Linked DNA regions of Homo sapiens: region 2 is linked to region 1. A link is an interaction called in ENCODE POLR2A ChIA-PET data of the cell type or tissue named here. Cell type or tissue: OCI-LY7. All regions are shown on one strand. Links, peaks and the distances in the headings refer to the core of each region. The heading gives the core; the rest is flanking DNA.

Region 1 (4,000 bases), core at 1-4,000:
TACTCAGAGGTGGCCCAGATGAAGCAGATGGTGTCCAGCACCTTGGCAATGAAGGTGGGGAGCTGGGGGGAGACAGGCCCAGGCACACTGGAGGGGACTGGCCGCTGCACCTTATCCCGGTGTCCCAGCCCTTCCCTTCCCATGGCTCTCACTGGGTATCCAGCAGAGGGTTCCCAAAGAGGAGGGGAGAGGCAACTCCCTAGGCCCACACATCTGATGGCAGCCAAGAAACCCACGGCCCCACATGCCTTGAAGAAACAAGACCCAGGCCGGGCGTGGTGGCTCACGCCTGTAATCCCAGCACTTTGGGAGGCCGAGGTGGGCGGATCATGAGGTCAGGAGATCGAGACCATCCTGGCCAACATAATGAAACCCCATCTCTACTAAAAATACAAAAATTAGCTGGGCATGGTGGCACATGCCTGTAATCCCAGCTACTCGGGAGGCAGAGGCAGGAGAATCCCTTGAACCAGGGAGTTGGAGGTTGCAGTGAGCCGAGATCGCGCCACAGCACTCTAGCCTGGTGACAGAGCGAGACTCCCTCTCAAAAAAAAAAAAAAAAAAAAAAGAAAAAAGAAAAGAAAAGAAAAGAAACAAGACCCTCCCCACCAAAGCCGGCTCTCCCTTGCCTGCGCACCATCGTGAAGTCGGCTTGTTCCATCTCCTCCAGCAGGATCCGTAGGGGCTTCAAATAGAGCACGATGTCGTTGGCTTCCTTCAGCCCTGCACGGAACAAGAACAAGTGCCCACCGGTAAGAGAGCAGAAATTGCTCAGAAACGATGAGGGTGCGGCTCCATGTGCTGAGACCTGCTCCTTCAGGAAATGGGGCCTTTCTCAAGTGGAGGGGGCTGAGAAAGCTGCTCGCAGAGGGAGGCCAACATCCTAGGGTTGGTGACAAGTCTGACCCAGCCCTCCCAGGAGGCACAAACAGCTTCGTGCAGAACTCATGACAGGGTCACAGGCTCACCTTCAGTGACGTTGGTGTAAACGTTTTGCAGGGCTGGCCAGTAGCAGCTTTTGGCTTTCTCTAGGATCTCAACAATCTTGTTCACTTTGGGTCTGTTTAGCTGAGAAGGGGAGTGAAGATCCACCTTTCATTGACCTGGAAGACCCTAAGGCGAGGCCAACCTGACCTTGTGGCTGGCTGGAGCTGCAGAATTTACGCAGGTCATCAGAGCCCTCAGGACTCCTGGGAGGTTGGCACTGGGAGGCGGAGAGCTCGGCCCGGTCGCCCAGCTGGGACGAGGCTGCAGCCCCACAGGAGAGAGGAGGCCGTACCTGTTCATGGATGCACTTGAGGTTCAGCAGCCGAGTGTCCCAGAACTCGAACTCCACTTGGGGCAGGGGGTGCAGCCCATCCAGCAGCGCCTGGGCTGAGTCTTTGCTCAGCACATCCCGGATCTGGTGGGACCAGTCGATGATGGTGGTTTCAATGGCGTGCAGGAGCAAGTTGTCCAGTGAAGAGGGGATCCTGCCCAGTGGAAGGTTGGGGCATTGCTCTCATGGCGACACACACGTGGGTCCCACCAAGCTCTCCCATGAATCCTTCTGCCCACCAATCCCAAACCACCAGCAGCAGCACCGTCTGGTCTCATGTCCCTGGTGCCTCCAGCCACCTCGGGGACGCTAAAGAAGTTCCCAAGACTCCCAGCTAGGAAGAGAGCCCAGGGAAATAATGGGCGTGGTCAGAGATACCAGGGCCTGGAGGCGCTCACCTCCAAGGAAGCGGGAGAGAATTAAGTAAACCCTATTTAAACCCTATTCAAGATGGCTCCCCTGGTGTCACCACCGGACATGGTGCTTGGGGCTTTGTGAATGATCAGTGGAGGACTTGCCCACGTGAGGCAAAATACGGAACTAATTGTCACGGGGGTCTCACATATCAGGGCGGTTGCAAATTGTGGCAAGGCAGGTGCGAGGGGACACCTTGGAGTCCCTTGGGCTTCCCAGGGCCTCTGGGGGCACCGCAGCCTCTACACAGACTTGCATGTACCTGCTGAGAGTCCCTCCCACTCCCACTCACTGACCCTGTCCCACATCTTAAAGCTGTGCCTCCTGTTTCCTGGCCATGCTGACAGGTGGGACACCTTCTGCTTGCTGGGTGGTGACTGGATCGGCACACATGTGTGACCCAGCGGGGGGTGTGGGGTGCAGGTGCCAGAGCCCCAGGGGCTGCAGAGCCTGCTCCCTCCCTGCCCTGGTTTCAACTTCCTCAGTCTCAGCACCACCTAACGCACCACCTTGCCCTGCATTTCCCCGGCTTTAACATGTGAAGCCACTCTGCAGGGAAACAACGGGTCGGAGTGGGGTGGAGTGGGGTGGGGGGTGGGGGTCAAGCATGTGCCTCTTCCCCACCCAGCGGCAGCCGGAAGCAGCTGGGCCCACACACCTCTCCATGGACTCCAGCGTGCCATCCAGGCTGCCCAGGTGCTCCGGAATAGGCAGCAAGGTTTTGCCTTTGATCTTGCCACTCATCACAAACATTTCATTCTTCAGCCTGTGGACCTGCTTCACGATGTCTTCCGAGACCACCTGGGGCCATCCAGCCATGTTCTCACTTTGGTTTAACAGAGAAGAGAGGACCTAAAAGGAAACACTTCTGTGGTTCCGCCCCCTGTGCCTTCACCAGCTCGGCAACCGCACAGAGCCAGGTCCCCGGGGGGTTCCAAAGACCCGGTGTCTGGAGCCCTGGGAAAACTGGGTCCCGCACAGAGCCAGGTCCCCAGGGGGATTCCAAAGACCTGGTGTCTGGAGCCCTGGGAAAACTGGATCCTTCTTCCAGAAGGAGGTGTGGCCGGTCATGGAGTTTATACCAGCTGCCCTGTCCTGGTGGTACCAAAGCCATCCCCAAGCTCTTGCACCCATAGCACACACTCCTTGCTAAAAGCCTAGGAGGACTGTGATGGGTCAAACTGTGTCCCCCAAATCCATCTGCTGAAGCCCTAACTCCCAGCACCTTAGAATGTGACTATTTGGAGATAGGGTCTTTAAAGAGGTGAGTAAGGGCTGGGGGCGGTAGCTCATACCTGTAAATCCTAGGACTTAGGGAGGCCGAGGCAGGTACATCACCTGAGGTCAAGAGTTTGAGACCAGCCTGGCCAACATGGTGAAACCTCGTCTCTACTGAAAATATAAAAATTAGCCAGGCATGGTGGCACCTGCCTATAATCCCAGCTATTTGGGAGGCTGAGGCAAGAGAATCATTTGAACCTGGGAGGTGGAGGTTGCAGTGAGCTGAGATCACACCATTGCCCTCCAGACTGGACAACAGAGCAAAAATACTGTCAAAAAAAAAAAAAAAGAGGTGAGTAATTAAAATCAGATTACTAGGGTGGGCCCTAGTCTGACAGGTGTCCTTACGAGGAGGGGAGATTAGACATGCACAGAAGGCCGACCACATGAGGACCCAGGGAGAAGATGTCCATCTGCAAGTCAAGGAGAGAGGCCTTGGGGAAAACCAACCCCGCCGACACCTTCAACTTCAACCTCTAGCCTCCAGGACTGTGAGAAAATGTCTGGTGTACAAGCGAAGCACACAGGCCCCTGTACTGCAGATGAGAAGAGTGATGACCAGGAAGGATAAGGCACCCCCATTCTGGAGGTCCGAATCCCCAAAGTGTGTCCCCCCCACCTACACAGCACCTGCCAAGGGGGACAGCAGAGGGACACATAAAATGACACTCCATTTTTTCCCCTTTCTTAAGTCAAAGTCTCAAAATTGGAGAAACCTATCTGCCAGTACTCAGTCCCCACCTTCCCAGGCCATGGGCAGCAACCGTACCCGGCACAGCATGGCAGTCTCAATGCTGTCCAGAGAGAACAAGGGGATGCTCGGGGCTTCTCAGACTTCAAGGGCACGAGCACCACCTGGAGGTCTTGTTAGACAGCAGGTCTGTGGCCGGGCATGATGGCTCACGCCTATAATCCCAACAGTTTGGGAGGTTGAGGCAGGAGGATCGCTTGAGCCCAGGAGTCTTGAGACCAGCCTGGGCAACAGGC
Region 2 (5,547 bases), core at 657-4,656, 1.1 Mb after region 1:
GCCCCTCCCCTCCCTGATGCTGGCACCCTGGCATTCACCCACAAGCCCCTCCGTCCCTGACGCTGGCACCCTGGCATTCACCCACCAGCCCCTCCCCTCCCTGATGCTGGCACCCTGGCATTCACTCACCAGCCCCTCCCCTCCCTGACACTGGCACCCTGGCATTCACCCACCAGCCCCTCCGTCCCTGACGCTGGCACCCTGGCATTCACCCACCAGCCCCTCCCCTCCCTGATGCTGGCACCCTGGCATTCACCCACCAGCCCCTCCCCTCCCTGATGCTGGCACCCTGGCATTCACCCACCAGCCCCTCCCCTCCCTGACACTGGCACCCTGACATTCACCCACCAGCCCCTCCCCTCCCTGATGCTGGCACCCTGGCATTCACCCACCAGCCCCTCCCCTCCCTGACGCTGGCACCCTGGCATTCACCCACCAGCCCCTCCGTCCCTGACACTGGCACCCTGGCATTCACCCACCAGCCCCTCCCCTCCCTGATGCTGGCACCCTGGCATTCACCCACCAGCCCCTCCGTCCCTGACACTGGCACCCTAGCATTCACCCACCAGCCCCTCCCCTCCCTGACACTGGCACCCTGGCATTCACCCACTGTCTGGGGCAACTACCCTTTCCTCCCACCACTGATGGGACGGCACCCTGGCACCCTGGCCTACCAGTTTTGAGGGGAAAAAAATTAGAAATCTTTGGCCAAAGAGGGGACAAATTGAGCCTAAAATCAAGCCTTGGTGTCTCACTTTTTAAATCTACTTTTACCTTTTGTGTATTGGTTGTGTGATTTTTTGTGTACTCATTGTGTATGATTGCTGAATACACAATGAATACACAAAAGCTATAAATAGATTTAAAGAGAGAAAGCAAACCAAAACCCATCGGTAATCCACTGGAAAAACAAGCCTCCAACTCTATTCAGAACATTGTCAATTAAAAGAAAAGAATTAAGAATTTCCCTTTTAAACTATATTTCAGGATAACTCAATAACTCTAGTGGACAACAGCAAGTATTTTTGGTTTTTGTTTGTTTGGTTTCTTTTTTTTGAGATGGAGTCTTGCTCTATTGCCCAGGCTGGAGTGCAATGGCACAACCTCGGCTCACTGCAGCCTCTGTCTCCTGGGTTCAAGTGATTCTCCTGCCTCAGACTCCTGAGTAGCTGGGATTACAGGCGCCCGCAACCAGGCCCTGCTAATTTTTTGTATTTTTAGTAGAGTTGGGGTTTCACCATGTTGGCCAGGCTGGTCTCAAACTCCCGACCTCAGGTGATCCACCCACCTCGGCCTCTCAAAGTGCTGGGATTACAGGTGTGAGCCACCACACCCAGCCTGTTTGGTTGTTTTATTTAAGAGACAGGGTCTCGCTCCATCGCCCAGGCTGAAGTGCAGTGGTGTAATCACAGCTCACTGCAGCCTTAACCTCTTGGGCTCAAAGGATCCTTCTGCCTCAGCCCCCGAGTAGCTGAGACTACGGGCGCGCACCACCACACCTGGCTAATGTTTTATTTTTTTGTAGAGATGGGGTCTTGCCATGTTGCCCAGGCTGGATTCAAGCTCCTGGCCTCTCTCACCTTGGCCCACAAAAGCTCTGGGATTACAAGCGTGAGCCACCGTGCCCAGCCTTTTTTGTCGTTGTTGTTTTTAACAGAACAATTTCAGCTACTCATTGTGAAGGAGATGAGATCATGAGAGAAACCATGATTTTGCCACCTCTCATGACATAAGTATTTCTCGCAAGGGTCATGGATGAGATCAGTAATGACAAAACTAGGGCATCACAGGGTGGATCCGGGCTATGACCACCTGGACCCACGGGGCACACTTAGCATCACAGGGTGGGCCCAGGCTGTGGCCACCTGGACCCACGGGGCACACTTAGCATCTCAGGGTGGGCCCGGGCGATGGCCACCTGGACCCACGGGGCACACTTAGCATCAGAGGGTGGGTCCGGGCGATGGCCACCTGGACCCACAGGGCACACTTAGCATTACAGGTGCTTCCATGTGGCTCTCACAGCTCTGCCCACGAAGGCTTCTGGCAAAGAAAGATGAGCCTGAATCTAAGGGCGTTTCTGCGGCACAGCTTCCATTTGCAGGAGACACGGGGCGAGGCGACACCACAGAGAGGCAAACAGCAGCGCGATAGGCCACACATTTGCAGGACAGCTGATCTGGTTTCTGCAACAAATCACAAGTGGTGGGAGGAGCAATGGGGGTCGGGGGCGGCGCCTGATCTAGAGTAAGAGAGGTTCAAGAGGCGCCACCACAAAACTTAAACTTTGGGCCTTGTTAGGAACCTGTGTGTTCCATCTGATGGACGTAAGCAAACAATCAGGGGAATGTGATTCTGGATGGGGCCTGAGCGGGTGCCAAGGAATGACTGTTAATTTGAACATTGCCCTAAGGGAACCGCAAGTGTGTTCCAGAGTTTCCCGTACTTGGCGCCTTGCAACCTGAAGTTCATAGGAAGAAAATTTCAGAACGTTTTTGCTACAGGATGGAAAGTGCTTCAGCCACAGGGGAAAAGCAAAGAGAAAGACAACAGCAATGCATGAAACAAGTGTGGCGATTATCGATAAAGTATGTGTGGTGATCACTGATCACGTGTGTGAGTTTATTTGAAAACTTACATTAAAAAATTTTGAGGCCAGACACGGTGGCTCACGCCTGTAATCCCAGCACTTTGGGAGGCCGAGGTGAGCAGATCACCTGAGATCAGGAGTTCAAGATCAGCCTGGCCAACATGGTAAAACCACATCTCTACTAAAAATAAAAATAAATGCAAAATAAGCCGGATGTGGTGGCAGGTGCCTATAATCCCGGCTACTCAGGAGGCTGAAGCAGGAGAATTGCTTGAACCCGGAAGGCGGAGGTTGCAGTGAATCAAGACCGTGCCATTGCACTCCAGCCTGGGCAACAAGAGTGAAACTGTGACTCAAAAAAAAAAAAAATTTTTTTTTTGAAAAGAGACTAGGCATGGTGGCTCATGCCTGTAATCCCAGCACTTTGGGATATCAAGGCAGGAGGATTGCTTGAGGCCAGGAGATCGAGACCAGCCTGGGCAACATGGTGAGACCCTCGTCTCTTAAAAAAAAAAAAAAAATTTGCCTCCCAAGACACATGCCTGTAGTCCCAGCTACTTGGGAGACCTAGGAGAGAGGATTGCCTGAGGCTGGGAAGTTGAGGCTGCAGTGAGCTATGATCAAGCCACTGCACTCCAGCCTGGGTGACAGAGCAAGACTCTGTCTCAAAAAATAAACAAAAATGAAGAAAGACATAACCTTTCTCTTACAGACATGATCAGGCATCATGGAAATCTTATTGCAGAAGTTGCTTGCCCTTCACCCCTGAGCCTCACCTCTCTGTTTCAGGGGATCCGAGTTTAGGGAAGGAAAGTCGAGGGGGCCATTGCTTCTCCCTTGTGGCTGCTGCGCCCACAGCCATGGGCCCCTCACGCTGGGGCTGGGTGCCTGAGCAGAGTCCCTGTGCAGCCCCCACCAAGCTCCAGCATCCTGGACACCTCACGCCAGCCCTCCTGGACTTTGTGCTGGGGATGAGGTCAATATGACAGCCCCCCTGAGGTCTGGTCGCTCCCACACACCCTCCACAGTGGGCAGAATGGTGCCCCCCAAAAGGCCCACATCCTAATCCCGGGACTGTGAATGGGTGACTTTTCATGGCAAAAGGGACATTGCCAGTGTGACCGAGGGTCCTGCGATGGGAGACTCCCCAGGATCATGCAGGTGAACCCAATGGCATTACAAGGGCCCCTGTGAGAGAGAGGCGGGGGTCAGAGCAGACGTGGCTCGAAAGCAGAGGGTGTGGTGACGCCCCAGCCTGGGACTGAGGCCCAGAACGCGGTGGCCTTCAGAAGCCGGGAAAGGCCAGGAGACGGATCTGCCCCCAGCCTCCAGAAGAAGCCAGCCCTGCTGACACCCTGGCTTTAGCCCAGCGCGGCCCCATGGGACTTCTGACCCCCAGAACTCTAAAATAATAAATTGGCATTGTTTTGATCCTTCTGTGGCTGATATGTGTGATGAGGGGGTTTTCACACTCTTGCGTGGGACGTGAAACGTCTTTAGAACAGTGGCACGTTACCTGTCTTACATGGGGAAAAAAGAGGAAAAATAAATACATTTGCATTGTTTTAAACCGCTAAGTTTGTGGTCACGTGTAACAGCAGAAACAGCAAACGGATGTGCCCTCCGAGGCTCCCCTACATGCCTGCGAAGCTCGGGGACGCTGGGGAGGGTCACCTTGGCCATCTGGGAGCAGGTGGTACATCAGGACCCTCCCTCCCTCATCACCACCCTTCCTCCCCCTTCGCCATCCTCAATGGCACGGGAGCCAACCCACAGTGAAGCGGCCGGACAGGCAGGCTGTGCTAATTCTCTGCAAGGCAGAGCTGTTCCTCCAGCCTCAGAATGCAGCCAGCCCCTGCACGGCAGCCTCAAGGGGACAGGACCCCCGTGCTCTCTCCTCTCCTCTTTCCCCTGGCCCCGGCCCTGCCTCTCTGCTCCCTGCCCCCCAGCCCCACTGCCTTGGGCCTCCCTTGAGCTCCCAGGACAGGTCAGCAAATTGCTATGTGTGCATATTTTCTAGGGAGAGTCCACAACCATGGTCAGAGTCCCCGAGTCCAAAAAGAGACAGAGACATGGCCTCAAGTGGCTCCTTGGGCCCCAGGTTCTGAGCTGGAATTGGATTCCCTGAGCCAGCTCTTAGTCCACGGTGACAGGCATCTGCTGATGTAGCCTCCTCTTATCTTCCCCAGAAACCAGATTAGACGCGGCCAGCAAAAAGAATATTCTCAGCTGGCAAAACGCTTTCACCGGCCACCAAAGGCCCCCCGTCCCTCCAGCCCATGGAGGGCACGGTGCTCTCTCATCCAGATGGGCTCCGGGCCCTGTGCCCCACATCCCGGGAGTGAGCCTAGGCCCTGCGCTGCGTTCATCGTTTGGGAGCGTTGTGGGGTGTAGGTTTCCACCCACATCCAGACCCTTGAGTCCTCAGGAGCAAGGACTGGCCTCTCTGGTTTCCCTTCAGCAGGTGCTGAATCAATGCCCGGGAACCGAGGCGACCCATGAGGTGACAGAGGCTGAGCTGGAGAAGGCTCACCTGAGACCTGCACAGATTCAGGCGTTATCGCCGCCAAGGCCCAGCAAAGGAAGCGAGGCTGCCGTGGACACAACTCATGGCTCAAACTGGGGCGGCCCGAATGTTCCTTCGTGGGGCTCCGGGGCTGGTAGAGGGGGGTCTATGCTCTTCCCCCTGATCTTTTGGCAGGTCCTGGCTCACCGGGGCTCAGCCCCACCCTCCAACGCACCAGGTGTCACAGGGCACCTGCTCAGTGGAGCCTGTTGCTGTCCAGAGACTGAAGGTGGTGATGATGAGGCCAACACCGATGGCCTTGGGACCAACATCAAGGTGTTTTCCTACCCAAGGACTGCACCAGAGGGACACCCCTCCCCGCCACACACACACACACACACACACACACACACATGAGATCCTGTCCCCTGATGGGGGAGGTAAGGGGGAG

Evidence for each region. ChIA-PET counts read pairs that join two places held together with the same protein. Peaks named below come from ENCODE experiments on the same cell type or tissue, not always from the same donor. Only the 100,000 strongest peaks of a DNase experiment are listed, where the experiment ranks them.
Region 2: POLR2A ChIA-PET joins it to region 1 with 5 read pairs; 1 of 35 experiments calls an interaction of 5 or more read pairs at or near these places.

What each region holds. Positions count from the first base shown.
Region 1 is chr17:78,570,311-78,574,310 of GRCh38, forward strand. It overlaps DNAH17 (dynein axonemal heavy chain 17), which reads right to left. Exons shown (of 81, transcript NM_173628.4): 3 at 2,391-2,584; 4 at 1,280-1,472; 5 at 969-1,068; 6 at 638-723; 7 at 1-62. Among named protein-coding and RNA genes, the nearest start is that of DNAH17, 5.1 kb to the right of the region's middle. In OCI-LY7, for the core only: a CTCF peak has its summit at 3,879 (motif pointing left); DNase peaks (open chromatin) are centred at 2,331, 2,461 and 3,861; H3K27ac peaks cover 436 bases.
Region 2 is chr17:79,709,711-79,715,257 of GRCh38, forward strand. It overlaps LINC02078 (long intergenic non-protein coding RNA 2078), which reads left to right. Exons shown (of 2, transcript NR_109783.1): 2 at 1-2,607. It also overlaps the pseudogene LOC124904133. Among named protein-coding and RNA genes, the nearest start is that of LINC02078, 5.2 kb to the left of the region's middle. RefSeq lists an enhancer at 1,429-1,978. In OCI-LY7, for the core only: no CTCF peak of the experiment used is centred there; a DNase peak (open chromatin) is centred at 2,831; H3K27ac peaks cover 1,206 bases.